Linked DNA regions of Homo sapiens: region 2 is linked to region 1. A link is an interaction called in ENCODE POLR2A ChIA-PET data of the cell type or tissue named here. Cell type or tissue: PC-9. All regions are shown on one strand. Links, peaks and the distances in the headings refer to the core of each region. The heading gives the core; the rest is flanking DNA. Region 1 overlaps PRORP (protein only RNase P catalytic subunit). Region 2 has its middle 8.7 kb from the start of NFKBIA.

Region 1 (8,261 bases), core at 1-8,000:
ATGCTAAAATAAAAATGTGTATATGCAGAATGCAAGGAAACTGGCATAACTTTGGTGGTAGTGAAATGATTGATGAACCACCAACTCTAATTCCAATCAGTACAACATTCCTACTAAGCTCTTCAACATCTTTTCTAATTTCTTCTTCTTTTTTTTTTTTTTTTGAGATGGAGTCTTACTCTGTCACCCAGGTTGGAGTGCAGTGGCATGATCTCCACTCACTGCAACCTCCGCCTTCCAGGTTCAAGCGATTTTCCTGTCTCAGCCTCCTGAGTAGCTGGGACTACAGGCGCACGCCACCACGCCTGGCTAATTTTTGTATTTTTAGTAGAGACAAGGTTTCACCATGTTGGCCAGGCTGGTCTCAAACTCTTGACCGCAGGTGATCTGCCCGCCTCTGCCTCCCAAAGTGCTGGGATTACAAGCATGGGGCACCGTGCCCAGCCAACTTTTCTAATTTATTCTATAGAGGCCAGAGCAGAAGACCCTTGGTTTTCTTTAGTTGTACAGGGCAGGACAGTTCATGATTTGGCATGACACTGGTATGGCTTCATTCACAGAATGCTTGCAGGCAACGTCTGAAATGCCAAAGAAACAATGTGTCATGTACATGTAACCTGTCAAAGGTCACGAGAATCTTGTTTCTAAAATTTAGACCAGCCATCTAATTTTATGAACACTATACAGTAGTCTGTTCTTGTTCTTCACCAGCTCGTTGCCTGATCTAATAAACTCTTAATTATAAGCTGGTATTCAAATGCTGAGGAGAAAAGGGGCTCCACCTTGATCATGTACTTTGAAAAAATATTGTTTGTTTTTAGGGAAGCAGACATCTCTGGAGAAAGCATAGGAAGTGGATTTAGTGTAGTTTGTTTTTTTTTTTTTTTTCTTGAGACGGAGTCTTACTCTGTCACCCAGGCTGGAGTGCGGTGTTGCAATCTTGGCTCATTGCAACCTCCGCCTCTGGGTTTTCCTGCCTCAGCCTCCCAAGTCGCTGGGATTACAGGCACCTGCCACCACACCTGGCTAATTTTTTTGTATTTTTAGTAGAGACGGGGTTTCACCATGTTGGCCAGGCTGGTTTTGAACTCCTGACCTCAAGAGATCCGCCCGCCTCGCCTCCTAAAGTGCTAGGATTATAGCCGTGAGCCACCACCACACCTGGCCTAGTGTAGTGTTTTGAGAGCTGTTACCTCTGGGCAAGTCACAGCCTTTTAAGCCAGTTTCCTTATATGTAAAGTAAGAAAAATACAACACTTAGTCCATAGGGATGTGTGAGGATCAAATCACTTAATATTAATGAAAGGACTCTATAAGCTGTAAAAGACTACGTGTTGTTATTGTTAGGCTGTAAAAGCACAATGTCATACATTTATATATAGCCTTGTGATGCCTTAAAAAAGCTTTGATATGCCTTACTTCATAGGACTGCTTAAGCACAGTGTCCAGCTTTAATAAGAGTATTTGGTTTCTGGCCCTTCAGATAAAATGCAGAGAAAAAAAGACGTGTTAACTTAGAATGGCTATGTGCACTGTATTTAAAGAGTTTTGTTTGTTTCACTTAATGAATCTTAATCTTAAAAAGGTTAAGATTTTAAGAGAATTAAGAGGTTTAATGACAACAGAGTTGACATATTTTTCCCAAAGTCCTAGACTTTCATTCCTTTAAGCACATTCTTTTCCTCTTTTTTAGATTCCACTGTCATCACTTTAGTTCAAGATGTCATTAGGTCTTTTGGTTGGTCTTTCAATGCTGTTTCTCCTGTGACATTGCCAGGTTAACTTTCCTACAACCTGGCTTTCTTTGTGTCATTTTCCTATACATACTCATCCTCCAAATCCTAATTTCTGGCATTGGTAGGCTGTCCAAACCTACAGGTGTAAACAAATCCAGAGAACTACCCAGTGAGGGGCGGTCTAGATATGTGGGTTTGGGAATTACAAATGCATACCACAGGGCATGATAGTGCGGCACGGTAAAAGACCACAGACTTTGGTGTCAGATTGGCATTTCAATTCTGAATCTGTTACTTTTATTAACGATTCAGGGAAGTGACTTAATTGCACCTCAGTTTTCTCATTTGTAAAATGAGAATCTAATTTCTTCATAGGATTGTTTAAGCACAGTGCCCACCTTTAATACAGTGTTTGGTTTCTGGCCCTTCACATAAAACGCAGAGAAAAAAAAAAAAGATGTGTTAACTTAGAATGGCTATGTGCACTGTATTTAGAGTTTTGTTTGTTTGACTTAATGAACAGATATTATATCTAATTTAAAAATTTAAGGCCAGGCACGGTGGCTCATGCCTGTAATCCCAGCACTTTGGGAGGCCGAGGTGGGTGGAGCACAAGGTCAGGAGATCAAGACCATCCTGGCTAACACAGTGAAACCCCGTCTCTACTAGAAATACAAAAAAAATTAGCCGGGCTTGGTGGCATACGCCTGTAGTCCCAGCGGAGGCTGAGGCAGGAGAATCTCTTGTACCCGGGAGGCAGAGGTTGCAGTGAGCCGAGATAGCACCACTGTACTCCAGTCTGGGCAACAGAGCAAGACGCTGTCTCAAATAAAAAATAGAAGTTTAAGAAGGTGAAAAGGCAAAATTGGAAAGGGGAACTATAAATATTTTAATATATTCAGATATCTCCCTAGTCAAAACATTAACTGTAAATTGATTTAAGTTACATGGTCATTTTTGCCTGTGGAAGAGGATAGATTTGAAAGAAACAAAACTGAAGATGAGAAACCAGTTAGGAGGCTATGATAGGGATTTAAGCAGGTACTAACAAGGATCTGATGAGAAAGATATGGTAAAAGAAGAAGAGAAAAGAATGGATTTGAGAAACAGAGCTGGGCATAGTGGTTGATGCCTGTAACCCCAGCACTTTGGGAGGTCTAGGTGGGAGGATCGCTTGAGTCTGGGAGTTTGAGATCCGCCTGGGCAACATAGGGAGACTTTGTCTCTACGAAAAATTTAAAAATTAGTTGGATGTGGTGGCGCACGTCTGTGGTCCCAGCTACTCAGGATGCAGAGGCAGGAGGATCATTTCAGCCTAGGAGGTCAAGGCTGCAGTGAGCTGTGATGGCGCCACTGCACTGTAGCCTGGGTGACAGAGCAAGACTCTGTCGAGAGAGAGAAAGAGAGAGAGAGAGAGAAGGAAGGAAGGAAGGAAAGGAAGGAAGGGAAGGAAAGGAAGGAAGAGAAGGAAGGAAGAGAAGGAGGGAAGGAAGGAGTGAAGGAGGGAAGGAGGGAGGGAGGAAGAAAGGAAAGAAAAGAAAGAAAAGAAAAATGAAAGAAAGAAGGAGAAAGAGAGAGAAAGAAAGAAGATGAGAGAGAGAGAGAAATAATTAGGAGGTAAAATTGGCAAGACTTGGTGAACATTTGGTACCACCTATTGGTGTAGATGTCTGGCAGGAAGATGGCAAGTTCAGTTTTGGACATACAGTATTTAGTTTCAAGTACCTGTCTAAGGTAAAGATGCAGAGATAGAACATCAGAGAACACCAACATTTAAGGAGTAAGAGAAGGAAGGGAAGTTCAAAAACAAGAGAGAACAAGGAATGGTCAGAGAGTGTAATGAGAAGGATAAGAATGTGAAGTCACAGAATTCAAAGACATAGACAATTTCAAGAAGAAAGGAATCTATAAAGTATTAAATGCAGAAAAAGAGTGATAAAGACTAAAATATGTTCATCAAAACTGGCAATTAGGAAGTTACTGCTGTCCTGAGGGAGAGCATTTTCAATGCAATGATGGAGACTAAGCCAGACTTCAGTGGGCTTAGGGGTTAGGGAGCAAATGGGTAGCAAGAAAAGAATTGTATACCAGTCTTTTGAGAGGTTTAGATGAGGAGGACAGAAACTAGAGCAAGCTAGCTATTTATGAGTTAGTGATTAAAGCAATGGAGATCCAAGAGAATCAGAAAAGCATGTCTCAAAGAGTCTACCATGGTATTTCAAGAAAACAGATAAATAGATCAGTAGGTTAAAATATAAAGAACAGTGTGTTACACGGGAAAGAACAAGGAATTTGGAATGAGACATGTCTAATCCTGTTACTTTGCCATTTACTAGCTATGAGACAAGTTACTTAACCTTTTCTGGGTCTTAGTTTCCTTATGCTTTTTTTTTTTTTTTTTTTTTTGGAGATGGGGTCTTGCTGTGTTGCCCAGGTTGGAGTGCAGTGGCACAATCTCGGCTCAATGCAACCTCCGCCTCCTGGGCTCAAGATGTCCTCCCACCTCAGCCTCCCCAGTAGCTGGGACTATATGTGTGTATCACTCTGCCTGGCTAATTTTTTGTTTTCTGTTTTTTGTGGTGTTTTTTTGTTTGTTTTTTTGGTAGAGATGGGTTTTGTCACCTTGCCCAGGCTGGTCTCAAAATCCTGAGCTCAAGCAATCCACCACCTCGGCCTCCCAAAATGCTGGGATCACAGGCATGAGCCACCACGCCTGGCTAGTTTCCACATTCTTAAGGAGGTAATACCAATAACAGCTGTAAGAATTAAATGAGGTACTCCATATACAAGTGTCTAGCATTGGCAACTTTTGCTTGGTCTACAGAAGGTACTAAAAAATATTAGCTTCCCAAGAGAAGAAGCAGAGGCTGTTTGTCCAGGCCAAGAAGAAAGCTGCTGGCAAAGGGGACGTCCCCACTAAAAGACCACCTGTCCTTCGAGCAGGAGTTAACACCATCACCACCTTGGAGGAGAACAAGAAGGCTCAGCTGGTGGTGACTGCACATGAAGTGGATCCCATCAAGCTAGTTGTCTTCCTGCTTGCCTTGTGTCATAAAATGGGGGTCCCTTACTGCATTATCAAGGGGAAGGCAAGACTGGGACATCTAGTCCACAGGAAGACCTGCACCACTGTCAACTTTACACAGGTTAACTCGGAAGACAAAGACACTTTGGCTAAGCTGGTGGAAGCTATCAGGACCAATTACAATGACAGATATGATGAAATCCGCCATCACTAGGGAGGCAATGTCCTGGGTCCCAAGTCTGTGGCTCGCATCACCAAGCTCGAAAAGGCAAAGGCTAAAGAACTTTCCACTAAACTGAGTTAAATGTACACTGTTGAGTTTTCTGTACATAAAAATAATTAAAATAATACAAATTTTCCTTCAAAAAATATTAGCTTCCATTTCCCCTTGGAGGTTACTGGTAACATTGAAAGAGTGCCATTTCAATTAAGCAGTGAAGATGTATCTTAAGTTGCAGGATTAAAGCATTCAGTTATAAGATATTAAAAATAGGGAACAGGTGTGGTGGCTCATGCCTGTAATCCCAGCACTTTGGGAGGCCAAGGTGGGAGGATCACTTGAAGCCAGGAGTTTGAGACCAGCCTGGGAAACAAAGCGAGATTCTGTCTCTACAAAAACATTAAAAAAAAAATTAGTTGGGCATGGTGGTGTGTGCTTGCAGTCTCAGCTACTCTGGGAGCTGGGTGGGAGGATTACTTGAGCCCAGGAGTTCAGAGGCTACAGTAAGCTATGATCACACCACTGCACTCCAAACTGGGTGACACAGTGAGACCCTTACTCTTAAAAAAAAAAAAAAAAAAGGAACAACAGTTGAAAGAGGAAAGAAAGGATTTGAGAGAGTTAATCACATTTGAAGTCTAAAAAAAAATGAAGTAAGTAAAAGTGCCAAGAGGGAAGTAAGGCTAGGGGCGTAGGAGCCTTTGTGTCTCATATATGATTAGCATACATCCAAAAATTATTTGAAAGAGTGTCTTACTGCATCATATAAATGACATTTGCAGCAGAGATGGTTTTAAGAGGCTGAACATGGACAGAAAAGATCAAAGGACAAACAAAGCTATCTTAAAGAGGAAAGTTGGTGCAGTTCATACCTAATGTTGATCATTTCAGTAAAGATCTAGGAAACACAGTATTTGGAAAAAATAGTTTCCAAAGCAGATGCGAATCCAAGTATCCTTGGGCCTAATTGTTAATGAATGTGAAACACACGGCTACAGAATCTGTGGGTAGAAAACATTCCCTAATTGCACAATCTCTAAACCTTTCCATCTGATTTCAACTACAATGACGTGCAAGTAAACATACTTCTCACCTTTTCCAACCCTACATGCACAAAGAATTACTCTCTTCGAGCACACATTTCATTGAAAGATGCGTCTTGACATGATTTCTTAGACAAATTCAAAGTTATTTTCTATATAAGGGAGTAGAGTAAGTAGTATTAATAAGTGTTTTTCAGATCCATATTTTGATCATAAGGAAAGCCTGAGCTTTAACAAACTTAAGAGGACTGAGCAGAGTCACGAAGCAAGAAAATATTATAATGGAATCTAATGGTATTATTTTTCTACATCTCTCTTCCTAATAAATATATGAATTGTAACTTTGCCTTCAAAATGCAGAGCACAGACTTCTTACCAATTGCACATTTACTGAACATAAATCAAGGTGGAAGAACCACTGCAGAGCTCAGGAAAAACACATGCTGTGATCATTGTAAGGGAAAAGAAATGTGAACATAGTTTTTCTGTGCAGGGAAAAAAAAAGGAAACGAAAAAAATTAGAGAACTACTCAAAGACAAAGGAAAAAAATCCTTCAATACTGTAGAAGGTAAAGAAAGAAGCAACAAGCAAATTTTAGGGTGGCCTAACACAGGTAATCTGAGGAAATACAAAGGATGATTTCTCCACAAAATCCTCTTCCACCCTTGCACCATGGAGAGGACTGCATGCTTTTCTTAAACGAAGGGATTGCACGTTGGCAATTGTTAGAATGTGGAAGCTGACTGATTTTACTATAGGAAATTAGTTTTGACAGACATCCTAATTAAGCACAGTAGATAAGACTACTGTATAGAACTAAGCTGGCTGTGCACTGAACAACTCTAGAGGCAATATTCATTGTCTCTACAACAATTCTAGAGACAAAGTTACAATTCATATATTTATTAGGAAGAGAGATGTAGAAAAATAATACTCTAGAGTTATGCAATGCCGTAGCCGATGGTAAGTACCTATCAGAAACAATGTTAGCTCCATGAGTGAAGGGAGTTTTCTCTACTTAATTCATTGGTGTATCCCTGGCGCAAAAAACAGGGCCTGATGCTTATGATGATCAATAAGTATTTGCCGAATGGGTTGACGAATGAAAAGAAAAGGGGAAACTGAAGTTTGAGAGCACAGAAGAGAGATGGATTTCTTAAAACTGAAAGAGATTAAGAGAATGAGTCCAAAAATCCAGAACCTTGGAATGGAACTCCTACCTGTTGTAAAAGAGGAAGGAGGGCTGGGCGCAGTGGCTCATGCCTGCAATCCCAGCACTTTGGTAGGCTGAGGCGGGCAGATCATGAGGTCAGGAGACCAAGACCATCCTGGCTAACATGGTGAAACCCCGCCTCTACTAAAAATACAAAAAAATTAGCCGGTCGTGGTGGCATGCATCTGTAGTCCCAGCTACTCAGGAGGCTGAGGCAGGAGAATCACTTGAACCTGGGAGGTGGAGGTTGCAGTGAGCCAAGATCATGCCACTGCACTCCAGCCTGGCAACGAAGAAAGATTCTGTCTCAAAAAAAAAGAGGAAGGAGAAGGAATGGTAGAAACAGTTTGGGACGTTGCCAGATTTTACCATGCTCTGGCAAGGACTTACTATGGGCCAAGCAAAAATTAAGTAATAAAAAGGGGTGGAAACACCACGTTAGCAGAGATGGAGGTTTTCTTCTTAATTGGCAGGCTAAGTATGTCAAGAAAAGTTTACATAATTGCTGTTTTTCTATCAAAAACTTCTACATGGGTTGAGGCAGGAGAACTGCTTGAGGCCAGGAGTTAGAAACTAACCTGGGCAACACAGTGAGACCCCATCTCTACAAAAATTTTTTTTTTTTACATTAGCTAGGCATGGTGGCGCATGCCTATAATCCCAGCTACTTGGGAAGCTGAGGTGAGAGGACTGCTTGAGGCCAGGAGTCTGAGGCTGCAGTAAGCTATGTTTGTGTCACTGCACTCCAGCCTGGGTGACAAAGTGAGACCCTGTCTCAAAAAAACTCCAAAATGAAAAAAAAAAAAAATCTGCATGGCCATACCAAACAGGGGGATGGAAGTCAGAATAAAAGATATGATTTTCATTATGATATAAACCATCTCCCCAAATATTAATAAAATCTTGAACCTATGATTAAGTGAGATAAACACTGCAGAAGTGATCTGTAAACTGTTATATGCTACCATGGTATAAGCTGTTTTTCTTATCCAATTAACAGAAACAGAGTTCATAAAGATTAAC
Region 2 (8,401 bases), core at 259-8,258, 160 kb before region 1:
CCACCCACTATGGCCTCCCAAAGCACTGGGATTACAGGTCTGAGCCACCACACCCAGCCAAAACATTTCTGAGGAAAAAGTAAAGTTATTGCATTCTAGAAAATGCAGAGTAGTGTATAAATGCAATTCATGTCTTTGACTTATACCTAAGAAAAAATTATTACATTATCCCTTTCCTGATCCACAAACGATGTCAAAGTCAAAAGAATATGGTCACCTTGGACCAAAAAGGAGCCAGTATTTAGTGGTCTTCCACATATAAGGAGTGTTACTACAGACTGGTTAAAGCCAATTCTGCCCCAATTCTTTCTCTTTCTTTTTTTTTTTTTTTTTTTTTTTTTGAGATGGAGTCTTGCTCTGTCGCCCAGGCTGGAGTACAGTGGCATGATCTCAGCTCACTGCAACCTCCACCTCCCGGGTTCTAGCGATTCTCTGTGCCTCAGCCTCCCGAGTAGCTGGGATTACAGGTGCCTGCCACCACGCCTGGCTAATTTTTATATTTTTAGTAGAGACAGGGTTTCACCATGTTGCCCAGGCTGGTCTTGAACTCCTGACCTCAGGTGATCTGCCCACCTCAGCCTCCCAAAGTGCTGGAATTTCAGGCGTGAGTCACCGCGCCCAGCTCTGCTCCATTTCTGTAGCCTTAGTCCATCCGGAACCCAGCACTGGCGGTCCCTCTACCAGTCTTATTCTCTGTCAAAGTGCCCGGGTTCTTCCCTGAAATTCCTTGTCCATCCCCAAGCACCTCAACACAGGTGTTAAATGACCTACCACAGGAATTAGGTCAGTTAGGTTCAGCTCTCAGCTAAGTGGGAGAGGTAAGATGGGAGTGGGGTGATATCCCCACCCTCATTCTCAAAAGAACAAAGGTTGGAAACTTGGCTCCCCAATTTTGGAACGATGCCCTTAGTACTTTCTACTCAGTCAAATGTGACTCTTCTTCCCTCTGTAAAGGGGTTAAATTTGTGCCAATTCACCCATACGCTGTCTCTAGTTCTGTGCTAGGTTGTAGAAACAGGACAAAGCTGTGCGCCACCCCCTCATCCCCAGCCTCCTTAGAGCCCAGCTCTTGCATAGGGGCGTCACCCTCCATGGTCAAGCAAGGGTGGGCCCCTTCTCACCCACTTGGGCCCAGTCTCCCACCTTTCTAGGCTTCAGCTTTTCTTCTTTCTAGGTCCTAAACCTTGGAAAAGGTTCTGTCATCTGCATAAATCTCGAGGTAGCTGGGCCCAGTTAAGCACTGAAGGCTGCCCCGGTTCCTTACTCTCTAGCTCTTCTCCCCATTTCTCATCCCCCCCCCCACCTTTTTTTTGTGTGTGTGTGATAGGGTCTCACTCTCTTGCCCAGGCTGGAGTGCAGTGGCATGATCTCGGCTCACTGTAACCTCCGCCTCCTGGGTTCAAGCAATTCTCCTGCCTCAGCCTCCCGAGTAGCTGGGACTACAGGTGCACACCACTACACCCGGCTAATTTTTATATTTTTAGTGGAGATGGGGTTTCGCCGTGTTGGCCAGGCTGGTCTCGAACTCCTGACCTCAAGTGATCCACCTGCCTTGGCCTCCCACAGTCCTGGGATTACAGGTGTGACCCACCACACCCAGCCCTCCCTGCTTTTCTTTTCTTTTTGTTTTAAATTTATTATCTTTCTGTCCTGCCTGTTGGTTGGGTGACTGGAGCCTGGAGTTCCCTAAAGGAAAATTTTAGAAGGGAAACATTCTAATCTGTAGAAAATCTTCAAATTCCTAAGCAAACAAGAGCAAAAGATCTCAAAGTAAACAGGCCAGCAGACGGAGAGTCTTCTTTAATGCACTTTGATTTCCTCCAAGAAGTTACAGATTGTGTGGGGACAGGTAGGACTAAGAGTGCCTAGAGAAAGGGGAAGTGATATGAGGGGGAAATAATATATCACATCAGCAACTTCCTTGAATTCAGTTCCTTGATTCCTTCTGCCTGCCTTATCCATCAGGATACATTTCCTGTAGCGGCCACGTGTACCAAGTCCTTCCAGAAAGTAAGGATTTTTCTTTAAAGAGGGAACAAACTAGTCTGAGCAATCTGAAGACCTTCCCCTGGGGCCTGGAAATTCAGAAGGCTGGGAGCTTGGGTGGATTTGCATGGAAAGTTCAGTTGCTACTGGAAGTGATTAAGTGGTGACAGAATTGAGTCTGTCAGATGGGTCTTCCTTCCCCAAGACTTCCCACCCCCGTACCCACCCACTCCCCCACCCCCAGCTTTCTGCCAGATTTTCATTAACTTGCCTTAAGTGTAGCTGAAATTTCATTTGGCAAGAAAAGTCTGAGTTGTGGAACTCCAGTCTGAAACATGCCCAAGAAACATTCCCCAACCTCTGGTGCCTGGACAAGAATATCCTAGGCTGTTTCCCCATTGAAAGAGAGCATTACAGAAACTGAAACTGGACCTCACCTGTGTTTCCCTCCTAGAGAAGTACGACTCTCCAACCCATTCCTTCATTTGCATCAAAAAGAACTATTCTCCAGGCCTCCTGCCAAGGGCAGGAATAAGAGGAATAAGTCATGGCCTCTGCCCCTAAGAGCTCCTTGCTTAGGTGGAGAGGGAGACAGACAACTGCATGGAAAGGCGTGATGAGATGAAAGCCCATAGCACGGGAGCTGAGCCCAGGCACCAGCGCGGAGTGCAGGTGGGAGAGACGGGACCCGAGCTCATATTCCAGTTAGCTATTTACCTGCCAGTACTATATTATCTTATCCCATGCCCCAAGTGACTGTGGCAGGCACCCTTTTCACAGGGGGCAGGAAGTATGACCCAGCATCAGCCAATCTGAGTCATTGACAAGTAGGACTGGACTCTGAACACTGACATGAAAATAGGGCCAAGGCCCACAAACCGGCCAGCAATCCAGGTAAGTGTGACCAGGTGCGGGGGCTCATGCCTATAATCCCAGCACTTTGAGAAGCTGAGGCAGGAGGATCATTTGAGCCCAGGAGGTCAAGACCAGCCTGGGAAATATAGGGAGAGCCCATCTCTACAAAAAAAAATACATTAAGGCCAGGCACGGTGGCTCACACCTGTAATCCCAGCACTTTGGGAGGCTGAGACAGGCGGATCACCAGAGGTCAGGAGTTTGAGATCAGCCTGGCCAACATGGTGAAACCCCATCTCTACTAAAAATACAAAAAGTAGCCAGGCCTGGTGGTACGTGCCTGTAATCCCAGCTACTTGGGAGACTGAGGCAGGAGAATCACTTGAATCCAGAAGGCAGAGGTTGCAGTGAGTGGAGATCGTGCCATTGCACTCCAGCCTGGGCAACAAGAGTGAAACTCTGTCTCAAAAAACAAAAAAGAAAGAAAGAAAGAAAGTCAGCCTGGGTCACACAGCCAGTAAATGGCAGAGCCAGGCTCTAGGTATATATTCCTAACCTGGGGATAAAGCAGCTTCCAGGCCAGGCACACTGGCTCACTCCTGTTATCCGAGCACTTTGGAAGTCTGAGGTGTGCAGACTGCTTGAGCCCAGGAGTTCGAGACCAGCCTGGACAACACAGTGAAACCCCATCTCTGCAAAAATACAAAAAATTAGCTGGGAGTGGTGGTGCGCACCTGCAGTCCCAGCTTTCATGCACGTCCGTGTGAAGAGACCACCAAACAGGCTTTGTGTGAGCAAAATGGCTGTTTATTTCACCTGGGTGCAGGCGGGCTGAGTCCGAAAAGAGAGTCAGCGAAGGGAGATAGGGGTGGGGCCGTTTTATAGGATTTGGGAAGGTAATGGAAAATTACAGTCAAAGGGGGTTGTTCTCTGGTGGGCAGGGGTGGATCTCACAAAGTACATTCTCAAGGGTGGGGAGAATTACAAAGAACCTTCTTAAGGGTGGGGGAGACTACAAAGTACCTTCTTAAGGGTGGGGGAGATTACAAAGTACATTGATCAGTTAGGGTGGGGCAGGAACAAATCACAATGGTGGAATGTCATCAGTTGAGGCTGTTTTTACTTCTTTTGTGGATCTTCAGTTACTTCAGGCCATCTGGATGTATACGTGCAAGTCACAGGGGATGCGACGGCCTGGCCTGGGCTCAGAGGCCTGACACCAGCTACTCAGGAGGCTGAGGCGGTAAGATTGCTTGAGCCCAGGAGGTGGAGGTTGCAGTGAGCCAAGATGGTGCCAGCCCGGGCAACAGAGCAAAGCCCAGTCAGGGAAAAAAAAAAAAAAAAAAAAGCAGCAGCTACCAAGCACACACAGGAATTAACAAAAGTGTTTTCAGGTCATCAATCGTCAATATGTTCCTTATGTATCTGTTGCTATACTACCAAAACTGGGCAAATATTACAAAGGATGGTTTGAATTTCTGATGTTTTATGTTAATGGAAATACTGTCTCATGGAAACTATATAATAATGCAGAAAATGCAAGTTCTGAGACCTCAGGAGACCCCAGTAAACTGAACAATCCTGTGGGACTCAGACAGGTATCCTACTTCATCTTCTCTGAAATCTTTTTTTTTTTTTTTGAGACAGAGTCTCACTCTGTCGCCCAGCCTGGAGTGCAGCGGAGCGATCTCGGCTCACTGCAAACTCCGCCTCCTGGGTTCACGCCCTTCTCCTGCCTCAGCCTCCGGAATTGCTGGGACTACAGGTGCCCACCACCACACCAGGCTAATTTTTTGTATTTTTAGTAGACACCAGGTTTCGCCGTGTTAGCCAGGATGGTTTCGATCTCCTAACCTCGTGATCCGCCCGCCTCGGCCTCCCAAAGTACTGGGATTACAGACTTGAGCCACCGCGCCCGGCTGAAATCTTTACTATTGTTTCATAAGGTGCTAAATTAAGGAAGTGAGGCGCGTCTACTTCCAGGAGTTTCCAGTTGTGTGGTCTGGGTTTGGTTCTCACCGAGGCTCAGGTCTACCCAAAGTCACCACATTAAACATTTTGGTCAGACTTTTAAAAACTTAACAGTATTTTAATATTCATCTCTGGGGATGCCCCAAACAAACAAGCAAATGCAACTTTTTTTTTTTTTTTTTTTTTTTTTTTTGAGACGGAGTCTTGCTCTGTCGCCCAGGCTAGAGTGCGGTGGCGCTATCTCTGCTCACTGCAAGTTCCATCTCCCGGGTTCACGCCATTCCGAGTAGCTGGGACTACAGGTGCCCGCCACCACACCCGGCTAATTTTTTTTTGTATTTTTAGGAGAGGTGGGGTGTCACCATATTCGCCAGGATGGTCTCGATCTCCTGACCTTGTGATCTGCCTGCCTCGGCCTCCCAAAGTGCTGGGATTACAGGCGTGAGCTACCGCGCCCAGCCGCAAATGCAACTTTTTAAGGATCAATGAATGAACTTCTTTCAGGTGAAGTGTTTTAATACCAACTTAGTTTCAAGTTGATTTTTAACATTCTCCTTCGCAGGCCTTCCCACCTCCGTCATTGAGAGGCAATTTCCCAAGGCAGGACCTTGCCACGTGGCCCACTGTATGTTTCCTAGCTACTGGACAGCTGGCTCTATAGACTCTTCCGTGTACATAAATTCAGTCATTCTTTTCTCAAAACACAGAGTAAACCTCTGGTTTGAAAGAGAGACTCAAGCCTTGGACACACAAATATCCTGCAATCTACAAGTCAAACGGGAGTGGAAGCTTTCATTTCTTAGAGGCTAGAACCGGGAATAACAGTACCCCCAGCAGACTGACCATGAAGGGTTCTGTCTGTGTGTGCACAACTTCCCAGGCCTGAAATGTGTGCAGCAAGGATGTCCTCAAGGGGCTCTTGTGCACGTTGCCCTCTACCCATGGTCCCCACAGCGGGACCAGCTCCACACACAGGGAAGAATGGAAAGGACACCCAGAGCCAACCTGGCCCTGGGACCTCCCCTCCTGGCTTTCACGGCTCCTCAGATTGGGTCAGTCACACCGAAAGGACTTTCTGGAAGGAGCGCACCAGAATTTCTGTTCTGGGAAGATGGTGGAAGGCAGAGCTGAGTTCATTGCTTATGGAGGGGAGAGAATAGCCCCTGCACAGAGCCTCCATCGCGGCTGCCAGGGGAAGTGGAGAGGCTAGGATCTCACTGAGAATTTCAAGATTGGTTTAAGGAGGGCCTTTCAATGCAGGGGCTTGCTTGGGATTGGGGGAGATAATGATACAGTAGTTTCAGGTTGGTGGCAACAGCTAGGCGAGGGGTTTGAAATGTCTTAGGTGTGAAATGTCTGTTGATGCTTCTATTAAATAAAGCTCGCCTATTGAAGAGTTGATGGGCCTCTTGGGAAATTCCTGTAATAAACAATGAAGTTATTTGCCTGGGCAAGAGACTCTTGGAATAGTAAAGTTATTGTACCAAAGACAGTGGGAGAAAAAAAGTCATGTTAATGCAGACAATAAACTTGGAGGTGGAAGGGGATAGTTTCTGCCTCAATCTGACTAGTCATTAGGCCTAAAGACCTGAGGGCTAGGACACATGTCAAGTATCTTTCAACACATTTAAAAAGTTAAAAATTCAGGAAATGGACCCACGACAATGTTGGAGGTCTGCTAAGCAGGACAGGGAGCATGGAGGAGGGGTGCATTAAAAAACAAGCCTCGGGCCAGTCTGGGTGGCTCACGCCTGTAATCCCAGTGCTTTGGGAGGGCGAGGCAGGCGGATCACAAGGTCAGGAGATCGAAACCATCCTGGCTAACACGGTGAAACCCCGTCTCTACTTAAAAAAAGACAACAAATTAGCTGGGCTTGGTGGCGGGCGCCTGTAATCCCCGCCACTTGGGAGGCTGAGGCAGGAGAATCGCTTGAACCCAGGAGGCGGAGGTTGCGGTGAGCTGAGATCCACCACTGCACTCCAGCCTGGGCGACAGAGCGAGACTCGGTCTCAAAAAACAAACAAACAAAAAAACAAGCCTTACCTGTTTTAGAATCTCACCTATCACTGACGAGCCTTAGCTCCAATCCCATCACACTATAATTCACACTGCAGAGGACCCAGCTAATCCAGCTATGGGTGAATAATAATGGTAGTAGGTGTCATTTATGAAACAATGACTATATGCCAGGCATATGTGATCATCACAGGGGGACATTATTGAGGAAACCAAGGTTCAAAGAGGCTTGGTAACTTGTCTGAGGTGATGAAACCAAGAAAAGTGGCCATTCTGGGACTCAAACCTGCTCCCTTTGGCTCCAAAGCTCTTTGTTCCCAGACTGGTCAGGGTGAGCCTCCTCATTTTACTGAAGATGTTCAAGGCTTCTCAACAGCTGCCATTTTCCAGTGCAGCTGGTGTTAATCTTACATGGCCCTGGCCACCAAATAAACTTATTTTACTCTGAGAAGTCATTTGCTACTGTTTCTATTGTGTAAAATTTTTCTCATAGGAAACATTGAAAAGATACCTCATAGGAGTGTGTGAAAAGTAAGTGACAGATGCTGTAAGTCCATAGGAAATGGCATGAGCACAGCTGTCTTAGACTGTTCAGGCTGCTACAGCCGAATTCCATAGACTGGGTTGCTTATGAACAATAGAAATTTATTTCTCCGGCTGGGCGTGGTGGCTCACCCCTGTAATCCCAGCACTTTGGGAGGCCAGGGTGGGCAGATCACGAGGTCAGGAGTTCAAGACCAGCCTGGCCAACATGGTGAAACCCTGTCTCTACTAAAGATACAAAAAATTAGCCGGGCATGGTGGCACGAGCCTATAATCCCAGCTATTTGGGAGGCTGAAGCAGGAGAAGTGCTTGAACCTGGGAGGCGGAGGTTGCAGTGATCCGAGATCGCACCATTGCACTCCAGCCTGGGTGACAGGGCAAGACTCTGTCTCAAAAAGAAAAAAAAAAAAAGAAAGAAAGAAATTTATTTTGCCACAGTTTTGGAGGCTGCAAAGTCCAAGATCAAGATGCTAGCAGATTCTGTGTCTGGTGAGGGCCAGCTTTTCTATTTGAAGATGAGGCCTTCTTGCTGTGTCTGCACGTGGTGGAAAGGGCCAGCTAGCTTGCTGGGGCTTCTTCTATAAGGGAACTAATCCCATTCAGGAGGGCTCCATCCTTATGACCTAATCACTTCCCAAGGCCCCACCTGACACCATCACCTTGGGGATTCAGATTTCAACATATGGATTTTGAAGGGACACTAACATTCAGTTCATTGTAATAGCCTTAGGTGCCATCTTGACACCCAAGACTTGGCTGCTGGCAAAGAGGCTCCAGGTAGCTCTGGTCCCAGCTCAGGATACTATCCCAGGAGGGTTTTTTTTTCTTTTTTTCATTTTGGAGATAGGGTCTCACTCTGTCACCTAGGCTAGAGTGCAGTGGCACAATCATGGCTCACTGCAGCCTCAGCCTCCTGGGCTTAAATGATCCTCCCACCTCAGCCTTCCGAGTGTGTGGGATCCCAGGTGCATGTCACCAAGCCCAGCTAATTTTTTTTTTTTTTGAGAAAGAGTCTTACTCTGTTGCCC

What was found. Peaks named below come from ENCODE experiments on the same cell type or tissue, not always from the same donor. Only the 100,000 strongest peaks of a DNase experiment are listed, where the experiment ranks them.
Region 2: POLR2A ChIA-PET joins it to region 1 with 12 read pairs; 21 of 35 experiments call an interaction of 5 or more read pairs at or near these places.

The regions. Positions count from the first base shown.
Region 1 is chr14:35,231,978-35,240,238 of GRCh38, reverse strand. The region is part of intron 5 of PRORP (protein only RNase P catalytic subunit); the gene reads right to left. The region is part of intron 5 of PRORP-PSMA6 (PRORP-PSMA6 readthrough); the gene reads right to left. It also overlaps the pseudogene RPL7AP3. Among named protein-coding and RNA genes, the nearest start is that of PSMA6, 56 kb to the left of the region's middle. In PC-9, for the core only: no CTCF peak of the experiment used is centred there; no DNase peak of the experiment used is centred there.
Region 2 is chr14:35,391,891-35,400,291 of GRCh38, reverse strand. No RefSeq gene overlaps it. Among named protein-coding and RNA genes, the nearest start is that of NFKBIA, 8.7 kb to the left of the region's middle. In PC-9, for the core only: no CTCF peak of the experiment used is centred there; no DNase peak of the experiment used is centred there; H3K27ac peaks cover 1,631 bases.